Regions from separate parts of the Homo sapiens genome. Here regions 2, 3 and 4 are each linked to region 1. The links are chromatin contacts, found by Hi-C or POLR2A ChIA-PET in ENCODE. All regions are on one chromosome and are shown on one strand. The core of a region is the stretch at or near the end of the contact, and the rest is flanking DNA. Distances in the headings are between cores, read along the strand shown. Region 1 holds the start of SNHG4 (small nucleolar RNA host gene 4). Region 2 overlaps SIL1 (SIL1 nucleotide exchange factor). Region 3 holds the start of STING1 (stimulator of interferon response cGAMP interactor 1). Region 4 overlaps SIL1 (SIL1 nucleotide exchange factor).

Region 1 (3,653 bases), core at 751-3,250:
TAGTCCTTTGCTTTCCATCTAGCTGCATCTTTTTTTCTAGAAATGTTCCCTTTTATTTTTTGTTATTATTCTCAATAATTTTGTCTTTGCAAGAAGAAACAAAAAAGTAGAAAAATAGTTGATATTACAGGTAAAAAAAACATAAATCAACCCATCAAAATTAATTCAGAATTTAAAAGGATGGAAGTCAAAAAGGTTGACTATGAAGGATTTTTAAGTTGGAAACAAAATCTTCATCTAGGTTTTTCTCCAAAGGTCATTGAAAGACCTATAGCCCAAAAAGTTGACCACTTGTTCAACAGGACATGAAAATATGGCTTACCTCACAGCCTTATTTATAATGGCTGGCCTTCCACATAAATCCTGCCTTCTACCTGGACTAATCTGAATCCAGTCATCACCAGATTATTGGTCCCTCTCTCCCCAAAGGTCTGCATAGCTCCCTGTCCTCAGTTACTTCTTGTCTCTTCTCTGAAAGCACACATGCACATTCACACACACACATACACACACACACACACACACACACACACACCCTATCTTTCCTTTTCATGAATCTTCAGGGTAGCTCTGCCCTCTCCACTTTGTGTGTTTGGAAGGAAAGAAAGCGAAATATATGAGATGCCAATGCAATTTCTCCTTTAGCAGAGCTCGGTAGGACAATTACCCACCCAATCTGCCTGGTTTTATAGCTCTCATAACCTTCCTTTATGAACACGCTGTGACAGCCGGATGTGGGCATTGATTATGGCAGCAGTCTTCAGCCACATTCCTATTTAACTGCAAAGCAGAGCTCCTGCCTACCAGCCCAGCACTGGTCATGTGACTTTTTAAATTACTGTATTTATGTAAGCCTTTTCCCAACCAGAGCCTATGTCCAACTGCATCAAAACTGGGGAGGATTTGAGCTTGCCACTTCCCCTCCAGTGGCTCTTTGGCCCTACAGCCTAGGGTCTCTTGCTGGAATCAAACTGGGGCTCTGGGCTTTCTTAGGAGAGGTCTGCAAGAGTTGGGGTGCACAAGAAGCATACCTTTTTCATTATGAAAGAGCTGAGGAAATAGACAATGAAACATGTTGGCAGATGCCAAGGGCAGTGGCTTGGTTCCCAGGGGTTCACCTGGCAATGGTGCCAGGTGCAAGAGATCAGCAAAACTTACAGGATTGGTTGTTGTTGTTGGGGGGCGGGTGTCGGAAAGGAATTTGGGGGAATTAGAGAATGGAGTTGGGAATCACTGCTTGTAGGCCTTCCACTCTGGACCCCAGCAGAATCATATGGACTCTAGCCACTGGGAGAGGGAAGTTTTAGTGTTCCAAAGAAATCCTGGTAGCCTTGCAGGCAGTCTGTCCTGACCAAGGACTCTGCCTGACTGTGCCATGGTGCAGGGCAAGTCTAGCAGAGAAAGCCAGTGTTCTTCAGTTACTGCAGCTCGGCGAAGAATCCCACTGCAGGGCACTAGGGAGGCCGGTCCTGCAGAGGTCAGCAGTAGGAGTGACTGGCTTAATCTATTCGAAAACCTCCTGGAAAGATCCCGAAGACCGTGGACCAAGGTGACCTGCGTGGGTGAGCGATCCATTAGCCGAATGACAGCGCTGCCGCAGAAAGCCAGAAAAAGGATATGCGTGGGAAGCGCAAAAGCGTGGGCTGGGCCTGCAGCAACGGAAAGGCGCCACGCTCGTGAGCGGAACCAGCGTTCCGGGGGCGCTCAGTGTGGGCAGGCAGGAAGCCTGGCTCCACTAGGACACACAGATTCTCTCCTGAGCAGCTGCGAACTATGCGCCCCTTCTACCCTTAAGAGATGGGATGGGAGTCCAACAAACCCAGCCATTGCTCAGACCCCAGCCCTTCTCTCCTCTAAGAAGCAGGTTCACCTCTGCCACCGCACTCGCATTTTTTTTTTTTTTTAAAGCCCGGCCTTTCCTAGGCGGGGTCAAGGGCCCCGCCCACCGAAGCCACGCCCAGTAGCCGCCCCGGGGCGGGGTTCCCCTCGGCTCCCGGCTGCCCTTTCCCCTCCGGCCTCTGCCGGTGCTGCTGCGCCCTGCGGAGCTCCGAACACGTGCGCGTGAGTAAGGACCCAGAGGGGAGAGTCCTTGGAGGTTTCCCAGCCTGGGGAAAGAAGCAGTGCAGGGTGGCTTCTGCCGGGGCACGGGACGAAATTGGGGTTCGTCCCCTCGTGATCCCGAGCTTGGAGGGCATCTGAAAGAGACTTGGGCCTCGGAGTCGTCCCCTGTTTTTCTACCATCCCTCTTCCCTCTTCTCCCTAGGGAGTCCCATAGAGCCTGACTCCGAGAGCCTCGATCTCCCAGGGCCAGAGGCAGGGACTTTGGAAGGTTTGTGAGGAACAAATGTCCGGTGGAACTGAGTCAGCCCCTTTAACCCGAGCCTTGAAAGGGGCAGGCTATTTTTAGATCTGTTTTTAGACCCAGCGAACAATGAACCCTCTCTACTCATTTTCCTGTTCCTCTAAATTATTTGGAGGAAGTCAGGAGTGAAATTTGGGGATGGCTGGAAAAAGGTATGATCTTAGCCTTACATAAATTATAATGGTGACTGTGAGGCCGGGCGCGTGGCTCACGCCTGTAATCTCAGCACTTTGGGAGGCCGAGGCGGGCGGATGACGAGGTCAAGAGAAGAAGACCATCCTGGCCAACATGGTGAAACCCCGTCTCTACTAAAAATACAAAACTTAGCTGGGCGTGGTGTCGCACGCCTGAAGTCGGGAGGCTGAGGCAGGAGAATCGCTTGAACCCGGGAGGCAGAGATTGCAGTGAGCCGAGATAGCACCACTGCATTCCAACCTGGTAACAGAGCAAGACTCCGTCTAAAAAAAAATGGTGACTGTGTAGGAATATTTATTATCATTTGTGCAAACATTTTGGTTATTTTTATTTTTTTTAACGGAGTCTTGCTCTGTTGCCCAGGCTGGAGTGCAGTAGGGCGATCTCGGCTCACTGCAACCTCCGCCTCCTGGGTTCATGCCATTCTCCTGCCTCAGCATCCCGAGTAACAGGGACTACAGGTGCCCGCCACCACGCCCGGCTAATTTTTTTTTTTTTTTTTTTTTTTTTTTTGTATTTTTAGTAGAGACGGGGTTTCACCGTGTTAGCCAGTATGGTCTCGATCTCCTGAACTCGTGATCCGCCAGCCTCAGCCTCCCAAAGTGCTGGGATTACAGGCGTGAGCCACCGCGCCCGGCCTAACATTTTCGTTATTGCTTTTAATCAGTAGTTGAGGTCTTGGCACGACTACTGCCTCCAATTCCCCTCACATCCAATACTGCAGTTATTTTTCCAAGTGCTGTTTTTATTGTCCTTCAGGAAGTATTGGAGGCCCTCCTCTATCCAGTGTTCCCACTGTTCACTGCCCGTTTCTCTCACTGGATAACTTTTCCCTTTTTACTCACTCATATTCACCATCTAAGCCTTTTTTGGAATGTAGCTCCTCAGGTGTTTACTGAGTGCCCACACTATACCAGACATTATCCTGAGGATTAGCTTATATTTCACTTAAGCCTCCCAACCACCCTATTTACAGAGGACTATTAGTAATATCCCCATTCAGCTTGGTGTGCTCGCTCACGCCTGTAGTCCCAGCTACTCAGGAGGCTGAGGTAGGAGAATCACTTGAGCCCAGGAAGTGGAGGCTGCAGTGAGC
Region 2 (3,653 bases), core at 551-3,050, 210 kb before region 1:
CAAAAGTAACAAAAGAGGACATCAACAGATGTACAATATATATACATACAGACATCTATATACATGCACACACCTATATTTCTTGCTATATTATTGTTGTGTGTATATATCCACACATCTATATTTCTATATCTATTTATCTGTATATATTTTTAAAACTACAAGTTTATACTGATAGTTCAGATTCCAATCTAATACACGGGCTCATTTGTCTTCTCACTTTACTTATTTATAACTTCTTTCTCTAACACTGAGAAACCTGCTCTTATTATCTACAATATATTTTTGTTCTAGTATACAAATAAACTAGTTTCAAAACTGTTAACCCATATCCCTGTGAGAAATACATTTACCAAACTAGATTACAGCATGTATGTACAGTTCTGTTTTTAGCTTTACAGTACCTGGTCAAAATATTGCTTCACAAAGTCACTTGGGTTAGTTCTTCCCTGTCCAATTCATTAAGGTTATGTTATTAATTAGTAATACTTGGTTCATTTGTTAGTATTTGTATTCCATTTTATGGCTCCTGCCCCTCCATATCCTGATTGGCTTAACTGTTTATTTGGTGAGCCTATGAAGAGTATGTGAACTATTACTGTGGTTCTAAGAGTCGGAGCTATAAAAAAGAACAGTGTTCTGTTCTCTTACATACTTTTTTTTTGTATAGTTACTGTTTTTTTAAGCCACCAGGATTTGAGGTGTTTATTGTGGCATTCATTCCAATGGTCCCGAAACAAGAAATTAAAAGTGCCCAATATAAATAACAGTTTTTTCTGAAATTATATAGTTGCTTTTTTGTGTTAAAATGTCCTTTTAAAAGATGAGATAATGATAGTAGATAGTGTGTTGTTTCCATGTTAAGGCCCTTAACTCAGCAAAATAAAAAGTTGGCCTTAGTCCTCCAATTTTTTTTTTTTTTTTAAGTTTTTCTGGTCCATAAAACACCATAGCCTAGAAACCACCTCTCCATTCTACCAATCTTCCCTAGGACATTTGAGAATTATTCCCATTGTACACTTTAAATAGGTGAATTGGATAGTATATAAATTATATCTCGATAAAGTGGTTGTAGAAATATATTCCTCCACCATCTCTTTTTAAATCCTTGAACAGCAATTAGTCTATCAGACACAGTTCAATGTGACAGTAAATATTTCTAGGGGCCAGGAAAGAGAACTAAGGCTCAGGGCCTAGACACAGACCCAGGAATGAAGTTCTTGGAACGTTAGGAAGGGGAAAATTAGCCTAGGAAGCCTGAGGCCATGAAGCACCAGGACAAGAGGAACCCTGGCAGAAGGACAGGTAAGAAATAGTGATCAGGAGGTAGGAGCCATGTCAAATGCCCACAGGAGGCAGGAGGCAAGAGAGTGAGGAGGTTCATCTGTAAGAAAACATGAATGGTGAGGGCTGTGAAAAATGCCCCTTCTAAAAGTATTCCACCTTAAATACAGAAAAGGCAAACAAAACATATGGCCAGTTTGTAACTGCTGAAATGATAGTTTTACCTATTAACAAATTATACCTGGCTCTGTCTTTGCCCCAACTCATCCCAGTGTCCAGTGCTTAGAAACTTGTCCCTCCTGGACTCCCAGTGACAGGGCCTGCTCAGGTGGTGCCCACAGTGAGGTTGCTGTGGAGCCTGGCTGCCCTGCTTCAACGAAGACAGGCCAACTGGAATGAATGCATGGTGCTCTTGGGTCTGCCTTGGCATTAAGAGCTTTGGTAGTTATGGGACTTCAGGAGGGGTGAAAAGGACAGGATGTCCTCCATAGGCTCCTGCCTGGAAACTTCCTGCTCCAGGGACTTCCAGTCATACGTGGACACAATGGCAGAAAGCCAGAGGCTGCCCCGGCTGGCCATGCCGCAAGCCCTGGGACTCTGCTCCTCACTTGGCTATCTTTGTTGGCTGGGTGACTCTAGCCAAATTCCTTTATGTTTCTGAATCTTCATGCCCTTATGTGTCAACTGAAAAGAATTTATCGTGTCTGTTTTCCCTAATGTGCTACATTGTTGTGAAGAACAAATGAAAAAAGAACTGTGTCAGTGCTCAGAAGAAATAAAAAGTACACCAGAAAAAGCAGTCCCAAAAACAACCCAAAAAGGTAAATGTCAACCCGGATGAAGCAAAGACAGCTTATTTGTCAAGTCCTACAGGTAGGTGTTAAGAGTAAAAACTCCCGGTTATGCTGAGTTTCTGAAGGGCAGGAACCAATTATTGGTGCCCACAGCTCAAGCTCAGCTCAAGGCACACAGTAGGCCTCCATAAAGGTCAGCTTGAATGCCAGCTCCCTCTTCCCCAGACCAAAAGGAATACAAAAATATAGAACAGGAAGCAATGCCACTCACCTCGCTGGGGCCTCCAAGCTCCTAATAGGGCTGGTCAGAGCTGAGGCTTTACAGGCCCAGTTGCCATGACTACTAAAGCCCTCTCCTCCTGCTTCTTTATTCAAAACCCCCGAACAAGTCTTGGCAAGATCCCTGCCTTACACAAATGAGCATCTATCCTGTCTCCAGGACTTGAACGGAACCAGTAACAAATAACGTGCACAAACCTCTCTAGGGTGCTGAACCCTGAAACAACACTTAATGTTATTGTGTTTTTAAGGGAACCAAAAATGGAGACCTTTTTTTTAAACAGCAAAATACATAATGAGCCATTCTGGATCATAGTCATATTTATGTATTTTTTAGAAGGACTAAACAATGACAAACTGAGAAAAATAGGAATATTCTCCAAATGTATTTTTACTCTGAATCACAGAGAATCTAGAATCTGGGCCGGGTCTTAGAAGAGTTACCCAGCATGGCTTCCAGGCAAGGGTAGAAATCCCCAAGCTGCATGAAAGCCGCTCAGAAAAAAAGACGCCAGTTTCCCCCAGGGAACAGCTACCCTGACAGCTCCCACCATACCCTTGCACCACTACCCCACTACCCTCCAAAATCTCATCCACAGCACCCTAACCCATGTCTCCTTTCCAGTCCTCAAGGAGGACAAACTACAGCTGGTGACCAACCATTCTACACAGAATTCACAAGAGTAACGCTTTCCACAGACAAGGACTATCAATGCTACTTAGATTTCCTGTGTTCTAGTGAGAGAGGTACCTTGAACCATCATCAGCACAAGGCTCAAAGTAACCACATTTAGGACATGGTGAGCCTCTTTCCATAAGTGGCTAGTCCACAAGCATCTCCTGAGGACTGGGCAAGAGTCTGCTCTTTTCCAGGCATTCCTTCTGCCACAGCTTACCATGTGCCCACAAAGGGCCACTGCTGTGTTGGGCACTGGGAAGTATACTGGGAAGTGAACAAGACCAATGCCTGCCATTGAGAAGTATGACATAAATGGGGAGAGAAGTAGCAACACTTAGATTTCCAAGTCCAGAGAACAGCTTTCAAGCAAGCAATGAGGAACTCCATATGAAGCACCTGGAGCTCAGCATATAAAACAGGCAGACAAGAAGCAGGGAGGCCACTTGGCAGGCTGTTATCATTGTCCTAATCAGACATAATAAACCCTGACCCAGAGGAATGGGTAGGAAATGAAGATTGAGACAGCAGTAAAGGATGATAGTATTTTGACCAGAAAAACTAGGAATCTTGTTGTGGCCCTGCCAGCCCTCCTACTGAGAAAAGCATCAGACCTTTAA
Region 3 (3,653 bases), core at 647-3,146, 210 kb after region 1:
TTTCACACACTGCAGAGATCTCAGCTGGGGCCAGGCCCTGTGGACAGCAGGATGTGGCTGGGGGGCCTCCATCAAGGACACCCAGAGAACTCCTCCTCCTCCTCCAAGGCTTCCCAACCTGCTCCTGACTTGATCCCTCTTTTGCCATTGCCAAACCCACTGTTCCAGGACATTATAGGTTCTACTCCATGGACTCCAGCCTTTAAACCAGTCCCACTCCCAGTACTCAGCTCAGGGCAGGTCACACCAGCCACAGCCACCACTTGGCCAGAGCTTCTACCTCCCCCTGTGTCATACCTTGAGGCCCAGGAGGATGTTCAGTGCCTGCGAGAGGCCCAGGAGGGCAAGCATCCAAGTGAAGGGCGGGCCGACCGCATTTGGGAGGGAGTAGTAGAAATAGATGGACAGCAGCAACAGGGCCCCACGGCGGAGGGGGCAGCCCAGGCAGGCCCGCACAGTCCTCCAGTAGCTGCCCCGGTACCTGTGAGTGACAGCCAGACCCCAGACCCCAGCCCCCAGCCCAGCTCAGCCAGAGAGGTTCAAGGAGGGGCAGGGCTAGGCATCAAGGGAGTGACACACGTTGGATACCCCGTCCCTGGGTACTGCAGTGAGTCACCTGGAGTGGATGTGGCGCAGCTCCTCAGCCAGGCTGCAGACCCCGTTTAACAGCAGTCCCAGCTGCAGGGAGGCTAGGTGGAGCACCAGGTACCGGAGAGTGTGCTCTGGTGGCTCTCCTAGCCCCCAAAGGGTCACCAGGCAGGCACTCAGCAGAACCAAGGCTGCCTTCTGGGCCCCGTGACCCCTGGGACACGGGATGGATGGATGCAGGCTGGAGTGGGGCATCTGTGGGCACCAAGAAATCCATGACCATTCTCCCCTTGCCCTCCTGCCCTTCTGGGACTGAGGCTCTGGCTGGGCACTTCCTCCCAGTTCCCCTTTCCCTGGTGCCCAGCCACTCCCAGAGGCTGCTCTTAGAGACACCTCTAGGAGGCAGGCTGGGAATAAGTCACCCCAAAGCTCCTGTCTCAGCGAGGTTTGCTGAAAACAGAGCAGGGCCTGCACATACACGCCCCACCAAGACCCAGGGAGACCACAGGTGTGGTGAAGAAAGAAGGCAGCAACTATCCCAGACCCAGACTTGAAGCTGTCCTGTGCAGCCGTACCCAACCAAGAACCCTTGGGGACCTGGGTTCCCCTGTCCCCGGAACCCACCCCAGGGAGGACCTTAGTCAACAAAGTGGAAAACAGAGCTCAGGGAGTGGGGACAGGGCAGCCAGCAGGCACCCCCTCGCCTCTGGGTGCCAGGGGCCCTAGGTTTGGCGTTCTGCCAGGCTGATCTTGAGCCTACCTTCTGCCTCCCGGACACTGGCTGCTCTGGATGATGACGAGGAGAGAAGGCCCGGCGCTACGAGCAGCCAAGGGCAGCTTCTCTGAGTGCAGCCTGAAAATGAGATGTTAACAACGATTGGTTTCTCCACAACACTCTAGCCCTGGCGTTTCTCCAAACCGCAGCTTTACTGGTGCTGGGAAGGAGGGTATTTCCTGTTCCTCAGGAAGGGAGGTAGGAACCTTCCCTCAAAGCCCTGATGAGCTGGGCCTGAGTCCTGGGGTCAGGGGTGAGGTTTGAGAAAGCCTCCATTCCATTGCCCTTTGCTACCCCCAAACCAAGGGTGTTTAGAAACACTCACCGCAGTCACAGCTCTGAACAGCGGGTTCCCCTCAAGCCACCACGATCAAACACACTGTACCTAACACCTGAGCAGGACTCCACACACTCAGCCAAAGGCAGCACACACATCACACGATGATTCCCCGTCTCATATTTTTCTTCTGGTTTCCAGGATGCAGATTCTTTTTCTGAAAAGTGTGACCTAGGAGGGAGGAGTGAAAAATGAACAGTTATTTCCGGTAACAAGAGCTATTTTTATAAAGCACTTGGTGGGAGAGGAGGGGCACAGAGGAATGGGGGTTTGGCTCTTTGCAGGAAATGGCCACGCCTGTGACTTCTCCAAGAGAGCCTGCCGGTTTCTGCCCAGAAGGCGGTTGTGGGGATGATATTAGGTAGGAGCAAAAGTAATTGCAGGCCTGGCACAGTGGCTCATGCCTGTAATCCCAGCGCTTTGGGAGGCCGAGATGGGTGGATCACTTGAGGTCAGGAGTTCAAGACCAGCCTGAGCAACATGGTGAAACCCCATCTCTACTAAAAACAAAAATTAGCCAGGCGTGGTGGTGGGCGCTTGTAATCTTAGCTACTTGGGAGGCTGAGGCAGGAGAATCGCTGGAACCTGAGAGGTGGAAGTTGCAGTGAGCAGAGATTAGGCCACTGCACTCCAGCCTGGGCAACAAGAGCGAGACTGTCTCAAAAGAAAAGAAAAGAAAAGAAAAGAAAAATGATCTGACCTACATTGTTTGAGTGTAGGTTATAAAATCCCCATGCATCAACCTAAATTATAATAATAATAATAATAATAAAGTGTTTACCTTGTTCCAGACATTATGCCAAGTGTTGCATATATCACTTCACTTGTATATCATTTCACCAGCCACCCTGTCAGGTAGGTATAATTCTAGCCCCATTTTATAGATGGATAATCCGAGGCTCAGGGAGGTGAAATAACTGGTTTAAGTAATTGAGAGTGGGGACTTGAAGCCTGGTGGGTTGCTCCAAAGCCCAGCTTGCTCTGTGCCTTGATTTCATTCCAGTAATCCCAGCACTTTGGGAGGCCAAGGCAGGAGGATCACTTGAGCCCAGAAGTTTGAGACCAGCCTAAGCAACACAGGGAGATCCCATCTCTACAAAAAAAAAAAAAAAAAATTAGCCAAGCATGACGGAACACGCCTATAGTCCCAGCTACTTGGGAGGCTGAGGTGGGAGCATCACTTGACCCCTGGAGGTAGAGGTTGCAGTGAGTTGTGATGGCACCACTGCACTCCAGCCTAAGTGACAGAGTGATACCCTATCTCAAAAAAAAAAAAAAAAAAATAGGCCAGGCGCAATGGCTCATCCTTGTAATCCTCGCACTTTGGGAGGCCAAGGCAAATGGATCACTTGAGGTCAGGAGTTCGAGACCAGCCTGGCCAACATAGTGAAACCCCATCTCTACTAAAAGTACAAAAAATTCGCTGGGCGTGGTGGCGGGTGCCTATAATCCCAGCTACTCAGGAGGCTGAGGCAGGAGAATCGCTTGAACCCAGGAGGCGGAGCTTGCGGTGAGCCGAGATCATGCCACTGCACTCCAGCCTCGGCAACAAGAGTCAAACTCCATCTCAAAAAAAAAAAAAAAAAAGGCCGGGTGCAGTGGCTCACTCCTATAATCCCAGCAATTTGGGAGGCCAAGGCAGGCAGATCACCTGAGGTCAGGAGTTCAAGACCATCCTGACCAACATGGAGAAACCCCATCTCTACTAAAAATACAAAAAATTAGCTGGGCGTGATGGCGCATGCCTGTAATCCCAGCTTCTTGGGAGGCTGAGGCAGGAGAACTGCTTGAACCTGGGAGGCGGAGGTTGCACTGAGCCGAGATCGTGCCATTGCACTCCAGCCTGGGCGACAAGAGCAAAACTCCGTCTCAAAAAAAAAAAAAAGAGAAGAAAGAAAGAAAAAGAGAGAGAGAGAAAGGAAGGAAGGGAAGGGAAGGGAAGGGAAGGGAAGG
Region 4 (3,653 bases), core at 612-3,111, 180 kb before region 1:
CACAGGAGGCCAGTTCCTCAGTCCTAAAGTAAGTATTCTGCCCTGACTTCCTTGAGACTGAATACCTGATGAGTTCCTGCCACTACAGCCTCTCCTTTGCCAGCTCACCCTCTTCTACCTGACTGTTAAGAGTTGAAACTTCTCAGGATGCTCTTGATTCTCTTCTGGGGCTCATCAGTTCTCATGTCTCCAACTGCCATCTAGATACACATACACACAAACAGGAGCGCACAGAAATAAAACTAGAATGACCTACTGGATAATAAAACATATTGCAAAACCTCTACAATTAAAATGGTTTGATACTGGTGCATGAATAGACAGAATTACCAATGAAGCAGAAAAGAACATTCAAAAACAGACCCAACTGCACACAGAAATTTAATATACAGTAAGAGCAGCATCTCAAATCTATAGGGAAAGCACTTTCTTTTTTAGACAGGGTCTCGCTCTGTCGGCCAGGCTGGAGTGCAGTAGTATGATCACTGCAACCTCAAACTCTTGGGCCCAAGCGATTCTCCCACCTCAGCTTCTGGAGTAGCTAGGACTACAGGCACGCACCACTACACCTGGCTAATTTTTTTTCTTTTTTGTAGAGACAGGATCTCTCTCTGTTGCCCAGACTGGTCTCAAATACCTGGCTTCAATCCATCTGCCCACCTCAGCCTCCCAAAGGGCCGGGATTGTAACAGGAGTGAGCCACTGCACCTGGCCAAGTCAAACTTTTTAATAAGCAGTGTTGGGATAACTCAACAGACATACTGAAAAAGGTAAAAATTAACCCCATGTCTTATGCCTACATGTCAAGATAAATTCCAAACAAATTAAATCTTTAAATATACAAAATGAAAACATATAAGTACCAAAAGAAAGCATAGGTCAACTACTCTATAATCTGGGAGTAGTAAATAATAACTTTCCTAATTATAAGTTGGTGGCAACAACTTGTTGAAAGTAAATAACTTTCCTAATTATAATTCAAAATCCAAAAGAAATCACAAAAATATTAATTTGATTATGCAAAAATAAAAAGTTTTATAAAAAATAAAAATGCATGGAAAAATATCATAAGCAAAAAAGACAAATGTCAAACTAGGTAAAGTATCTGCAATTTAATATCATAGAGTGTTAATATCCCCAATATATAAAAAACTTTTAAAAAATAAGGAGAAAAAGACCAAAAACACAATAGAAAAAAAAGACTACAGATATAAACAGGCAGGTCACAGAAAAAGAAATACAATGCTATTTGACTCTATGAAAAGATGTTCAACTTTGCTCATCACATGACAAAGATAAAATAAAACTACAGTAGAAAACTGCTTTCCACCTATTAGGTTGTAAGTACTTTGCAGGCGAGACTAGGGAAATGAAATTTGCATATACAGCCCCTATAAAGGGGAATTTGACAACATCTAATAAAATTATAACTGCATTTACCCTCTGACCCAGAAGTCTGACTTCTAGGAAGTGACTGCAAAGATATGTTGGCAATAACCTGGATGAGCCTGGAAGTAGATTCTTTTCCAGAGCCACCAGAAAGGGACACAGGCTGGCCAACACCCTGGTTTCAGGCTGTGAGACCCTGAACAGAAGACTCGGCTAACCAGGACCTAGATTTCTGACCTACATCAACTATGAAATAATAAATGAGACGGTGTTTGAAGCCACTAAGTTGGTGGCAATTTGTTTCACAGCTGTAATTTGCAATACAGCCCTGCAGATGGGGGAAAGGGTTCACACCAAGGCTGGAAATGGGAGTAAGTGGACTGTGTGAGATCTTAGGCCATCTAGTTTGGCTGAAACAGCAGACAGGCAGAGCTAAGGACTTAGAATAGCTGAGGTTCTTGAGGCCAGCCCTCCTTGCCTGACCATCCAACGGGAGTATGGGAGCAGGAGGTGAAGAAAAAGGTCAAGGAGGGGAAACCCCTGGCAGGCTGCATCGCTGGTACTGATAAAAAGCATATGATCACTAAGACTTCAGATTTACCCTAAAGAATCTATAAGTACTTCTGTTTCTTCTACTTTCCCTTCTCCCTCTAGGCCTCCCCTCCCTTCTTTCTTGGACACTCAGACTTTAAACTGGATGACCTTGAAAAAGGTAGGAAAAAAATTTTAACAAAAAGGGAGCCCATTATTTGGTAGAAATTTCTCCTTTGTAAGTTTTCCTTTTATATAAGTCTATTTCTGTAGATAAATTGAACCCAACTGTGATATTTAAATCGTTTTAAGAAAGTACATTCTGTTTTACTTGCAAAAAGAGGGGACCCTTGGCCTCTTCCTTGAGACAGGCGAAATGGAAGGGGATGCAAGATACCCTGCTTATTTATCTCCAAAAGAAATCTATAGCCCCAAGCCCAGCCCAATTTTTGTGCCCAGCAGGAACAGGCCTTTGTTCAGAGAACACCACAGGTATGATGGGCACCACACCAAAAACAGAAAGCAGAACCGCTACATCTTTGGGCTCAAGACAACGGGAACATGAAAACAACAGGAGATGGAGAGTGCCAGGCACAAGGGAAATACCTTTTATCTTACATTTTGTTGCTCCTAATGACCTTGTTCAGGCCTCAAATCAGTATGACTTCATTCTTTGGGAAGTATATTCTATGGAAGCTTTAAAATATATTATGAGGTTGCTATGGTTTAAATGTGGCCTCCAAAGTTCATGTGTTGGAAACTTAATCCTGAATGTGACAATGTTGAAAGAGGTGATTAGGTCATGAGGGCTTTGCCCTCATGAATGATTAATGTCACTATCACAGGAGTGGGTAAGTTTTCGCAAGAGTAGTTTATTAAAAAAGCAAGTCCAGCTGGGTGCAGTGGTGTGCCCCTATAGTCCTAGCTTCCCAACTACATGGAAGGCTGAAACGCGAGGACTTGCTTGAGCCCAGGAGTCCAGCCCAGGCAACATAGCAACACTCCGTCTCTTTTGTTCCCCCCCACAAAAGGCAAGTTCAGCCCCATTCTGCTCTCTCTCCAGCACCTGCTCTGTCACCACATGATGCCTTTGGCCACGTATGCCACAGCAACTAGGCCCACAACAGATGCAGCTCCTCAAACTTGGATATCCCAGTCTCTAGAATTGTAAGAAATAAATCTATGCTCTTTAGAAATTACCCAGTCTCAATTATTCTGTTACAGCAGCATAAAATGTACTAAGACAGAGATAAATCAAGTTCTAACACAGGGAGACAGGTGTTATTGAACAGGTGCCGTCCACAATCCTTCAGAGCGCAGTTAGCTCCATCTCTCTTCCCACACTAACCCAGTCCGTGTGTGTGAAAAGGTAATAACCTGACACAATCTCCATACCCTGGCCATTGCGCTGAGGATAGAAGAGATTGGTTCTTCTCCGTGATGGTTAATGGAGGTCTTCAAAACTCTTTCAATCCCTTACCCATTACATTTTTCTAAGGTACTTTTAAATCCTTTCAACTCTGTATCTACAACACACTGTGTGAGGTAAATTTTCTTTCATTTGTCCCAAATTTAATTCCCTTGGGATCACATGATGTCAGGCTCTACTGAACAGGATTTGTTGAACCAGTCCACATTCCCACTATCTTTACCCTATAAATTTTCAGTGCATGGCAAAGAGAAGCTCAATACATACTGTGAGTAGATGAATTTTCCTTCTCTGGCTTTACTCC

What was found. Hi-C counts contacts between places; a loop is a spot of excess contacts on that map. ChIA-PET counts read pairs that join two places held with the same protein, here RNA polymerase II (POLR2A). Pooled maps may share reads with other maps.
Region 2: POLR2A ChIA-PET joins it to region 1 with 16 read pairs in PC-9. The contact joins the enhancer-like site here to the promoter of SNHG4 in region 1. A Hi-C loop is called at or near these places in 1 of 168 maps with a recorded cell type or tissue (Caco-2). POLR2A ChIA-PET finds 5 or more read pairs at or near these places in 2 of 52 experiments (H1 and PC-9).
Region 3: a loop to region 1 is called in a pooled map, with 2.8 times the contacts of the local background. The contact joins the promoter of STING1 here to the promoter of SNHG4 in region 1. A Hi-C loop is called at or near these places in 2 of 50 pooled maps. POLR2A ChIA-PET finds 5 or more read pairs at or near these places in 2 of 52 experiments (activated T-cell and naive thymus-derived CD4-positive, alpha-beta T cell).
Region 4: a loop to region 1 is called in a pooled map, with 4 times the contacts of the local background. The contact joins the enhancer-like site here to the promoter of SNHG4 in region 1. A Hi-C loop is called at or near these places in 52 of 168 maps with a recorded cell type or tissue (Caco-2, GM12878, IMR-90 and 25 more), 21 of 37 single-sample maps with no recorded cell type and 41 of 50 pooled maps. POLR2A ChIA-PET finds 5 or more read pairs at or near these places in 3 of 52 experiments (HEK293, WTC11 and common myeloid progenitor, CD34-positive).

Annotation. Positions count from the first base shown.
Region 1 is chr5:139,272,101-139,275,753 of GRCh38, forward strand. It overlaps SNHG4 (small nucleolar RNA host gene 4), which reads left to right and starts at 2,001. Exons shown (of 7, transcript NR_182757.1): 1 at 2,001-2,061; 2 at 2,264-2,514. LOC124901081 (a long non-coding RNA gene) reads right to left here. Exons shown (of 4, transcript XR_007058956.1): 4 at 967-1,554. It also overlaps a transcript of MATR3 not described here. RefSeq lists an enhancer at 1,355-1,704 and a silencer at 1,995-2,074.
Region 2 is chr5:139,059,616-139,063,268 of GRCh38, forward strand. The region is part of intron 3 of SIL1 (SIL1 nucleotide exchange factor); the gene reads right to left. Among named protein-coding and RNA genes, the nearest start is that of SIL1, 140 kb to the right of the region's middle. Within about 2 kb of position 1,801, at least 10 of the 41 ENCODE cell types and tissues checked have a DNase peak (open chromatin) inside an H3K27ac peak, as active enhancers do.
Region 3 is chr5:139,480,862-139,484,514 of GRCh38, forward strand. It overlaps STING1 (stimulator of interferon response cGAMP interactor 1), which reads right to left and starts at 1,897. Exons shown (of 8, transcript NM_198282.4): 1 at 1,689-1,897; 2 at 1,349-1,441; 3 at 617-843; 4 at 298-481; 5 at 1-37. The coding sequence starts at 843. It also overlaps the pseudogene LOC101059986. RefSeq lists a silencer at 163-457 and enhancers at 1,060-1,289, 1,810-1,939, 1,950-2,069.
Region 4 is chr5:139,090,195-139,093,847 of GRCh38, forward strand. All of the region lies in intron 3 of SIL1 (SIL1 nucleotide exchange factor), which reads right to left. Among named protein-coding and RNA genes, the nearest start is that of SIL1, 110 kb to the right of the region's middle. Within about 2 kb of position 1,862, at least 4 of the 41 ENCODE cell types and tissues checked have a DNase peak (open chromatin) inside an H3K27ac peak, as active enhancers do; they include heart right ventricle and ovary, where a contact is called at or near this core.